2 separate regions of the Homo sapiens genome follow, and region 1 is linked to region 2. Evidence: chromatin contacts called from ENCODE Hi-C or POLR2A ChIA-PET data. All regions are on one chromosome and are shown on one strand. The core of a region is the stretch at or near the end of the contact, and the rest is flanking DNA. Distances in the headings are between cores, read along the strand shown. Region 1 overlaps CREB5 (cAMP responsive element binding protein 5). Region 2 overlaps JAZF1 (JAZF zinc finger 1).

Evidence for each region. A loop is a pair of places that touch in the nucleus more often than their neighbours do. ChIA-PET counts read pairs that join two places held with the same protein, here RNA polymerase II (POLR2A). Pooled maps may share reads with other maps.
Region 1: a map with no recorded cell type shows a loop between it and region 2 (2.7-fold over the local background). The contact joins two enhancer-like sites. A Hi-C loop is called at or near these places in 3 of 37 single-sample maps with no recorded cell type and 5 of 50 pooled maps. POLR2A ChIA-PET finds 5 or more read pairs at or near these places in 1 of 52 experiments (HEK293T).

What each region holds. Positions count from the first base shown.
Region 1 is chr7:28,706,955-28,711,827 of GRCh38, reverse strand. The region is part of intron 5 of CREB5 (cAMP responsive element binding protein 5); the gene reads right to left. Among named protein-coding and RNA genes, the nearest start is that of TRIL, 250 kb to the left of the region's middle. Within about 2 kb of position 3,012, at least 3 of the 41 ENCODE cell types and tissues checked have a DNase peak (open chromatin) inside an H3K27ac peak, as active enhancers do.
Region 2 is chr7:28,148,794-28,153,701 of GRCh38, reverse strand. All of the region lies in intron 1 of JAZF1 (JAZF zinc finger 1), which reads left to right. Among named protein-coding and RNA genes, the nearest start is that of JAZF1-AS1, 29 kb to the left of the region's middle. Within about 2 kb of position 1,646, at least 6 of the 41 ENCODE cell types and tissues checked have a DNase peak (open chromatin) inside an H3K27ac peak, as active enhancers do.

The DNA of each region.
Region 1 (4,873 bases), core at 1,763-4,262, 560 kb before region 2:
AACAAATGTAAAAGGTCCAACACTGGCTGCATGTAAGATATTTCTTTAAAAATCCATCAACTTTAGATTTCCAAACCCTTCTACAGAGGCAAATGAACTTCTCTCACCCACAACTTTACAGAATTTTCAAAATGACTTCACATTATTTTTCAGAAAAAGCCCTTGAGAATATTTCCACAAAATGGAACAAAACTAGTTCCCCAGTATCTTGTTTTTCCTAAAAACAATGACAAATGAACACAGAAGCAAGAATTAGGAACACGAGAAAGCTGCCTGACCCATATTTTTAAAAGACGTCTTATTACCCATATCTTTTTGTGAATGAGCTCATGTTCCGAACCAAATCTTACTGTCAAGCTCCTAGAGAGCAGATATAATATTTCCCCTTTTAACAAATGACACAAAGAAGTAGAAATATTTAGCCTTAGAAAAGGCATCAAAATGCCAGCAGACTCAATTAAAACATGTATTCTCTCTTTCCACGCTTTCTTAGGCTCAAGGGAGGGCTGCTGGCTGAAGATCTGGGATTTCCCCATCTGCTTTTCTTTTGGTGACACAGAATGTTGAGTGTGCAGGAAGAGAATTTTGCCTTTGTATCTGTAGCCTATTCTCTGCCTCTTCCCTAGCCCCTCTCCTGTCCTAAAACTGTCACTGTCAAACAGCGAATGCTATAGCTTATCAGGGAGACCAGTAAGCCCACCTCCCTGTGACACAACATGACAAAGCTCCAAGACCTTGCACCATCTGGCCTCTGACCACCTCTCTCGCTCATTGCTCTGGGCCTGGTATACCTGCCATAGTGATTTCCTTTCACCTTCATGGAAGCGCCATCTGTCTTCCTGCCACAAAACCTGACATATGTAATCTTCACCACCTTCTCTGGGCAACCACATCAGACTGGAGCCCTTTCTCGAGTGCTCTCAGTATACCCTGTACATTTCTCTAGGAACATTTATCGCTATTCAATCAATGAATCAATCACTCATCAAAGATCAATTAAACAACAAATATGTGTCAGGCTTGGTGCACGCTCTCATTTTAGAAAGGAAAACTGGTTTGGCCAGTTAGATCATTTAAATAATAATTTATTTACAAATTTCCAATTGGTGTATATATAATGATAAATTAAATGTGTTCTGTAGGCTCTTAGAAGGGACCATTTCAGCTTCCTGATTTAATTCATCAATGATTTATGTTTAATTTTTAGAGATGGGGTCTTGCTATGGTGCCCAGGTGGGCTTAAAACTCCTGGGAGCAAGAAGTCCTCCTGCCTCAGCCTCCTAAGTAGCTGGGACTACAGGCACTCACCATAGCATCTAGCAATTCATTAATTTTGAGTAATTTTTAAAAATGTCTCTTCTCCCAGCTAGACAATAAACTTCATGAGTCTGATATTATGTCTACCTGTTTACTGTAGCAGATATTTCTGAAACTTAAGAGAGTACATGGTACCTAGTAGGTGCTTAATAAATATGTCTTTTATTAATGAAAACATAAATATCAAGAATCACTCTAACAATGGACATTCCAGGAATCACGTTCAATAGATATCTTCACTTACTAATGAGAATAAATTAATTGATTTACAAGTCATAAATGGAACTCCATTTTACATTAACAGCTTAATACAACTCATTTCTGTTCTTGAAAAGCATAAAAGGTAATGTGTAGTTTTTATCAACACCCCTTAAACTCAAGCTTTTAGATGAGTTCTAGACCCACTTGTTTTCACATCAATTAAATCAATTTCCACTTGAAATTATATTTTAGGCATTTCATAAGAAAAGGCCAAGGATAATTCAGGAACACTCATCTGTCTCCAATCTACACTATGTTTTAAAAATTGGATGCCTGCCCTGCAATAAGGTCGTACTTTAGAATGCTCAAAGCTGTGCGCAAGGAGGCACCAGTTACACCCACACTGTGGTCAACTAAACATCTCATTTCTGCTTCGCACGGACTTATCGATATTGACAAGGGCACTTTTGGATCATTATCACCAGGGTGTTGGAAATGAAGTTTACCACACGAGGTAAATTTGGGCCTCCTTTTTATGAATTTGGTACTACTGATGCCTTTATTTTATGGATGTAGTATCTGTTATTTTGCAAACGATAACTTCTTCTTCTTTTTTTTTTTTTAATAAAAGCCTGGCTTCAAGTAAGCCAATGGTAGTAATAAAACATAATACAGCTAACAGATCTGCATCCTGCTGGAGACTTTGCCTTGTTTTATAGCATATACACTGCATCTACTTAGGCGGAGGAGATGTTTACTAGGGCTTTCAAGCGTTTTAAACACAGAGAGCAGTAATAGGAGGGGAGATCCGAATTTATGATCATTCTGTTAAGACTATTAAAGCAAACTTTTTTTGGCTTCTTTAGTGACTGATTTCTGCACCATTAATCTGAATTAGTCATGCAGTCAGCTTGATTCATTTATTAACCAAAAACCTGGCTGGATTGGTTTCTAATGTACTATTGTCAGAAAAAAAATCCATTTTCAAAATCTGATTTTTTTTTCCTTATAAAGAGTGAAAGGCTTTTTATAAAGACCTTTCATTAAAGACCCTAAAAGCCTGAACAGTTGGCTTTACCCATAGGTCAGACTTACAGACATGAAGAGATGGCTTTTCAATCAGCCAATAACTTCCCAGTTCCATCAATTATTCATAAAGTTACACTTAGAAAAGGCAAGTAAATGCAGACCAAAAGATGAAATAAAAGATGATTTTGAACGCAACTCAAATAAGTGCTGTACATCTGACTAGCTGGGAAAAAATATCCTCAGAAAGACATCTCTCAGTTAAATTTCTTTCCGTTGTGAGTTGTTAAAAAGATTCCTCCTTGCCTCACAAGGACAAATAAGTAGCCCTCTGATTATGAGTCTTGTCATTTACATGTGATTGCTGCTTGCATTCATTCACCATAAATGAATAATTCATGAAAACATTCACTGGCGCACTTGCCTGGGTATTCTGCAGAGGCAGAGAGCTCCCTGAGCTCACAGTCACACGGAGAGCCCCACCCCCATTCTGAGCTCCAAGTCAGCAATTCTGTTTAGGTTTGAGCTTGTCAGTTAGTGTATTTTAACGAATAATCTGTGGTGGAATCCACACCTAGCACAATCTTCCAATATCTATATTCCAAATAGATGACGGAATTTTGCAGCTGAATGGCAATAGCTCCAGCAGCAAGAGACTTCCATGAAAACAGAACTCTTATAAAAGATCTATTGGATCTTCCCGGCAGCCTCTGCTTATCCCGTGCCTCCTGCAAGGCTCTTCGATTCACTGCTGCCCTCACTCATGCTCTTATTTCACCTTTTCTCGAATCTCAAGGCAGGGTCTCTTCGGCAGTTTTCAAATATCTCTCCTGGGAGACCAAATTTATGACACCCTCCACCCAGCCACTCGCTGGGATTATTTCAGCTCTTTAAAAGGCAGCGCTAGAATTTATTAGCTCCACGATACATTGGCAGGGGAGGGATGTGTCGGTGGCCCAGAGGGAGTGGTTTTCAGCAGCTGTGACTACATGCATGGACTATGCAACCTTGGGCTGCTAAAAGCCTGATTTCTCAAGTTCTATTCTTAATGATAAAGTGATAGCGTGCTGAGAGGATCACTTATTCTCCAAGGAAACATGAACAAGGAAAGGGGCATTGCCTAACAAGGCTGAGCAAACTCTTCACTGGGTTATATCCTAACAGAGAGCTTCAGGCTCTATCTCAATCACCGCTGTGATCAAATCACCAAAAACCCTGGGATCAGAGTGAGGATTCCCAAAGGGATCCTTGTCAGGCATCATGGGGAGAAGGGGGAGGTGTGGAGAATTTGGAGAAGGTTCCAGAGAAGCATGAGAAAATACTAAAAAGCCGGAAGGGAAGACTTAATGGGAAAAGTAAAGGAAATAAGACTTCTTTAGCCCATGGGGGAGACATTAGAGAAGGCTGGCAGATAATGATGATGATCTTCAAAGTTGCAAATTACTATAATCTGAGAATGGTCACCAGTTACTTTCAAACACAACTGAAGCAGAATAGTAACAGTACATCAGCAGCATGTGGATTTAACTTAGAAAAGAATATCTCCCAAGAACAAATAGTGTAAAACAATTAAATGGCTAATAGAGATTTTGAAATTTCCTCTTCTTGGGCTCTTAAAAAATAGACTTGTCCCTGTCTGACTTGCTTTCTAGGGAGAAGGAGGAAGAACTGGCAAACCTCTCGGAGTCCTAAATTAGGTCTATTATTGTCACTTATTCCAGACATAGTGGCTGACAGAAATGATAGAGATAACGCTGACTCCCATCCTTAACCAGGAAATCCAATAAGGTAGCCTTGTGGGGCTGACAGGCATAGGCTTTTGGCCGCCTCCTGGCTCTGCCACCGACCAGGAGTGTGTGATCTTAGCAAGGCATCTAACTCCTCTGTTTTCTCATTGGCAAAAACTACGTGGCTGTAATATCCATGTCACAGGTATGGCATGAGAATGACTTTAGAGAATATTTTGAGTGTGCTTAGCCCTTTGAAGACGATCAATGCATAATCTATTTAAGAGATGAGTGATCTGCTGTAGAAAATACAGTTAATACAACTGTCATTTTAAAACACAAAGTAAAGCTATATTGTTCTAAATTTGGGGGTGAAGCATTTGGGGAAAAGACCCAGAAACACCCAGCCTCTCCGAGGGGTATGGGTGTCTCCTCCATTACTGTGAGTCCCCAGTTATCCCCCATCCTCTTCTCAGGGAAGCCGGCTTTCTCTCCATGCCAGACCCCTTACAGCAGGTACCAGTCTCTCTTCTAGGCTGAAGGGAGAATATTTGAGAGCACTGAGCTTGGCACACAATAGGAGCCCCACAGAGGTTTCTTAA
Region 2 (4,908 bases), core at 397-2,896:
ATGAGGAAGAGAAGAGGGACTGGTAATGCTTAGCTTGGTGAAGAGAACATAGTTCCAGATATGAGGAGGGCTGTCAAGAAAGAGGGAATAGGTTTGTTCAGTATGGCTGCAGAGAGTGAGACAGTTAGAATGGAGATGGCTATGGGATAGGTTTGCCTCAGGTAGAATTTCCTGGTATCGTCATCTAGAACTGAACAATCCTTTTTTTGTTTGGTTTTGTTTTGGTCTTTGCCTTTTTATTATAGTTGGGAAAAACCTGCAATCTGGTTATTAATGAAAATTTCCCCAATAGAAGTTACTCACTTTTTTGAATAATCATATTCTAAATATAGACTTTAGGAAAATAAATTTATAAAATACATTGTTGCTAATTTTTTTTTTTAGTGGAAGTGTGATGCTTTTTATCATTCGCAAAGAGCCTGATGCTTACATTTCATTAGTTTTATTTCAGCAAACATTTTCTGAGAGCCCACTTCCTGGCTGACAGTGTTAAGAACTGTATGCTCCAAGATGAGCAAACCAAGTAGTGTACCCTTGGAGAGTACTAGTGGCCCCACACTGCTCATAGGGCCATAGTGGAGGTGCTGATTCGAGGGAGAAATTATAATGAACTGGACATTGGTCTCTGGAAGTTGGAAATTACCTAGACTGCTCAACAAACCTTTTACATGATTTATAAATTTTAAAAATTCTCCCTAGAAACTAAGAAACTATATAATACGGCTTTGTGAAAATGCAACACCAATTTACACTGTTTTCAAAAACATGTAATCATAATAGTTATGAAAAAGTTGTAAAATTCAAATGTATTTCTGTGTATCTGTATTGGGTTATCTCTGTATCTTTCTTGTACTTTTTCCACTGCCATTTTTTGCAGTGTCCCCTTTTCAAACCTCCTACCTTCTTCCTTTTCCTGTCCTGTGTCAATAGACCTAGCTGAATTTCGCCTCTGCATAACTCATTCTTCAATCACTACTTTCTTATCTGTAATTCTTCATTAACTCGCTGTATTTACTTACTATTCTTGTATTTCCTGAGTCGAATTTTTAATTTTTATCTTTTTCTTTTACAAAGGAATAGTAAGTCAGGATTCATTTGTTATTACTTATATGGCCTTTGATTTTTCTTTTCCCTTTTCTGAGTCAATGGGAGATAGAAAAAACTAATCCAATGCCTGGCATAGATGAAGCATTGAGTATTAGAAGAAATGCAGTAGAGTTTGGGAGAGGAAAAGGTGTGCTCAGTAGCACAGTGGGGTAACTGGGAGATGGAGTGGGTCAGAGGGCCAGCTTACTTATACCCTGGCCAGGGAATTAGATTCAGGGTTTCATGAGTAGTAAGTCAAGCCTTTTGATTTATTCCAAATACAGGACTTTTAGGTATTCAGATGAATACTTGTGAAGTTGTTGAAGAGATGTAGCCAAATATGGGAAAATCGTATAGAGCAAAGTTTTAGCAACCCTGTCATGAAACCATGAAAGCTGATTCATTTCCTTTAAAAACCATCTATATCATTAGCTGACCTGTAGTAGTAGTTGTTGTTGTTTTATATAAGAGAACTTCTGATTCATCAACAGACCTAGCTAAATTTCCTCTGCATAGTGACATAATTAAGTCAAATCGAAACTCTCACATCATCATGTGAGGACGAAACTACGTAAAGACATGAAGCTGCTGGTTTGATTTGGGAAATCTAAAAATAAAATGCTAATGAGATAGATATACTAAAGTAGAAAGAAAAATAATTATTAAGTATATGTCAACATGAGCCACAATTCTTTTTTGTTTTTTCACTAGTAGAGTGAATTGTGGCAATTTATGACAATTGGATAATGCAGGTTTTTTAAAAACATTAGTTTTGACTCAAACTTTTAAAAATTAAAAGATTTTATCCTCTGTGTTTTTTTTTTGAGATGGAATTTCACTCTTTTTGTCCAGGCTGGAGTGCAATGGCATGATCTCGGCTCACTGCAACCTCCGCCTCCCGGGTTCAAGCCTCAGCCTCCCAAGTAGCTGGGATTACAGGCATGCGCCATCATGCCCGGCTAACTTTGTATTTTTTTAGTAGAGACAGGGTTTCACCATGTTGGTCAGGCTGGTCTCAAACTCCTGACCTCAAGTGATCCATCTGCCTTGGCCTCCCAAAGTGCTGGGATTACAGACATGAGCCACCGTGCCTGGCCTCATCCTTTGTTTTTGAAAGTATTGTAGAAAATATAGAAAATAAAGGAAAACATGAAAATAAATTATAGTACATTTATAAGACATAGAAAAGCATTTTTAAAATTCCCCCTCCAAGCCAGGTATGGTGGCTTATGCCTGTAATCCCAGCACTTTGGGAGGCCAAGGCGGGCAGATCACTTGTGGTCAGGAGTTTAAGACCAGCCTGGGCAACATGGTGAAACCTTGTCTGTACTAAAAATACAAAAAATTAGCCGAGTGTGGTGGCATGTGCCTGTAATCCCAGCTACTTGGGAGGCTGGGGCAGGAGAATCACTTGAACCCGGGAGGTGGAGGTTGCAGTGAGCTGAGATCGCACCACTGCACTCCAGCCTGGGCAACAGAGTGAAACTCCGTCTCAAAAAAAAAATATATATATATATATATCGAAAATCCCCCCTCCCAAGAGCTACTGCTGTTAACATTTGGATGCCTTTCCTTTCAGTCTTTATTTACATTATTAATTATTATGTATAATTTGTATTGTGCTTTTCCATTTGCCTTATAACTTAAAACTTTTTCACTTCTAGTTACAAATTCTTCATGCATGAAATTTTTAATGGCGTTACCTATCGAATGAGCACATTTTTATCTAAAATACTTGATGACTATACTTCACATGCTGCCTGCAGACACTTAAATGACTGGTGGAGTTTTGGACCTCAAGAGCCAGTCTCCTTCAGTTGTCAGGCCATCAGCATGGGCCTGGAGGCGAAGTGGCCTGTAGCATGAGAAGCAGGTGGACACACAGGCTTCCCTTCAGACCCCACCTGAGTGCTTCCTAATGTCTCCCCCGTGTGAGGCTTGGGCAAGTTGTGTGGCCTCTTAGGAGAGGAAAGCCCCTTCCTGTGCCCTGTAGTCATCATGCCCAAATGTGCAGACCAGGGCTGGCCCCATGACAGTGTTCCCACCGGTCCTCATGCAATGAGAAAAAAACATAGACACGCTGTCATGACTGTTTCTTCAAGTTAGATACGGCGGCATTTGTGGCCTTTATTCGAAGGTGATGCCTTTTGATGAATGTGTGCACTAAACTGTTGTTTCTTTTACAAAATGAAGATAATGATAGTCAATATCTTTGTTTTCTGGACTCTTCCATGGGCATTACTTTTCTTTCATGGCCTGCTTTGTGAAATCCAAAAGTCTGGAAGCAATTCTTTTGCAGGCCATCTGTGCCAAATTATTGGCAATTCCCTGAGTCCTCCCAGCACATCTTTGCTCACCCTGTTTCTACTTCCTTGAATGCCCACCTTTGACAAGATGACAGATTCTGTCAAAATTCCCTGAAGCAGTACCCTGCCCCCCGAAGCTTTCTGGACCTGCCTCCCCACCGGGCAAGATGATCCTGTCCTCCTTATAGTAACACTCATTTCAGTTACTCAGTCCTCTGACTGCCTCCCCTAGAAAGTTCCTGAAGGAAATGGAATCCTCTTCAGAAAACCTATCTTCAAAGAAGCCAGGTAATGTTTGTCAGGGTGCTCCTGGCAAGGGAATAGAGGAAGGTAAAACCTTCTTGCAGATTACGTGGGCGCTGTGTTTGCTCTAGTGGTCACTGCTGAGGCTCCTGCCAGAAGGGACTTTCCAATCAGCATTGTGAGACTTTGTTTTATTTCATCAGGGTGTTTATTTCCTCAGGGGAAGAAAACGTAGGGAAGACAATGGGAAGAAAATGAGGTGACTGCTAAGTGAATTAATCAGTAATTATTTAGCCCATTGCTATATCCCATGTTTCAGCAGATACATTCGTTTTAGACAGCTCTCACATTTAAAGATAAGTGACCTTTCCCCCCACTGATTCAAATTGAAGATCAATGTGTGCTTGTGTGGGAATCTAGTTGAACCTGTGGGTTCAGGCTTTCCCATTGCCTCTTTATTTCTGTGCTTTTACCAACTGGATGCACCTCCCTATTTCTGACACTGAGAAGTTCACCGGTGAGGGAGGCATGCCAAGGAGGACTTGCGATAGCCCAAAAAGACAGGGTCTCATAGAGCAGAGAGACTGGGGGTGGGGTGGGGAACTTTGAGTTTGACCCAGGCCTTTCTGCTTGCCTGCCTTTGCCTGCCTGTTTACATTTTGATCTTCAGAGGGAAAAAAATAGGTGAACTGTTGCCCTTTCTTTCTCCATGGACGTCTTTCTTGACACTGGCGACATACTTCTTTGGCACTTTTTCCAGTCTGATAGGCATTAAGAAAAAAAGAGGCTTTTCATGCATTTGTTGACAGAGCAAGAAAGGGGATATAGTTGTCTGGTTCAATTGCTAAGATATGAGAAATTGGGCTGCTTGAGGAGAGGAGGCTGTTTACAGGCTCTGCAGCCCAGCCTATGTGTGAATGCTCCCTGGTAGCACAGGAAAGGTGGCCCACCATCCTGATTCCTTCACCAAAAATGATGGGGACAGCACGTAATGCCAGGAGACAAAGAGTTATTTTTGCTCTACTTGACTTTGGATTGGGGGAAAGATTTGAGTACCATCTCTTCGTTAATATGAGAGCAGTAAAATAGATAAGTAAAGCCAACGTAAGTAGAAACCTCGCCTATCCTTAAGGACTCCTCAGCTGCCCATTTCTGACTGCGTAAACCGCAAGGAGGTTTTCCTCCTCCAGACCCTGAGTTGCATGTGTCATTCACTCAGCAGTGAATCAGTGAATCCTGCCTCGTTCCTTTGTTGCTGTCTGATTGTTTCAAG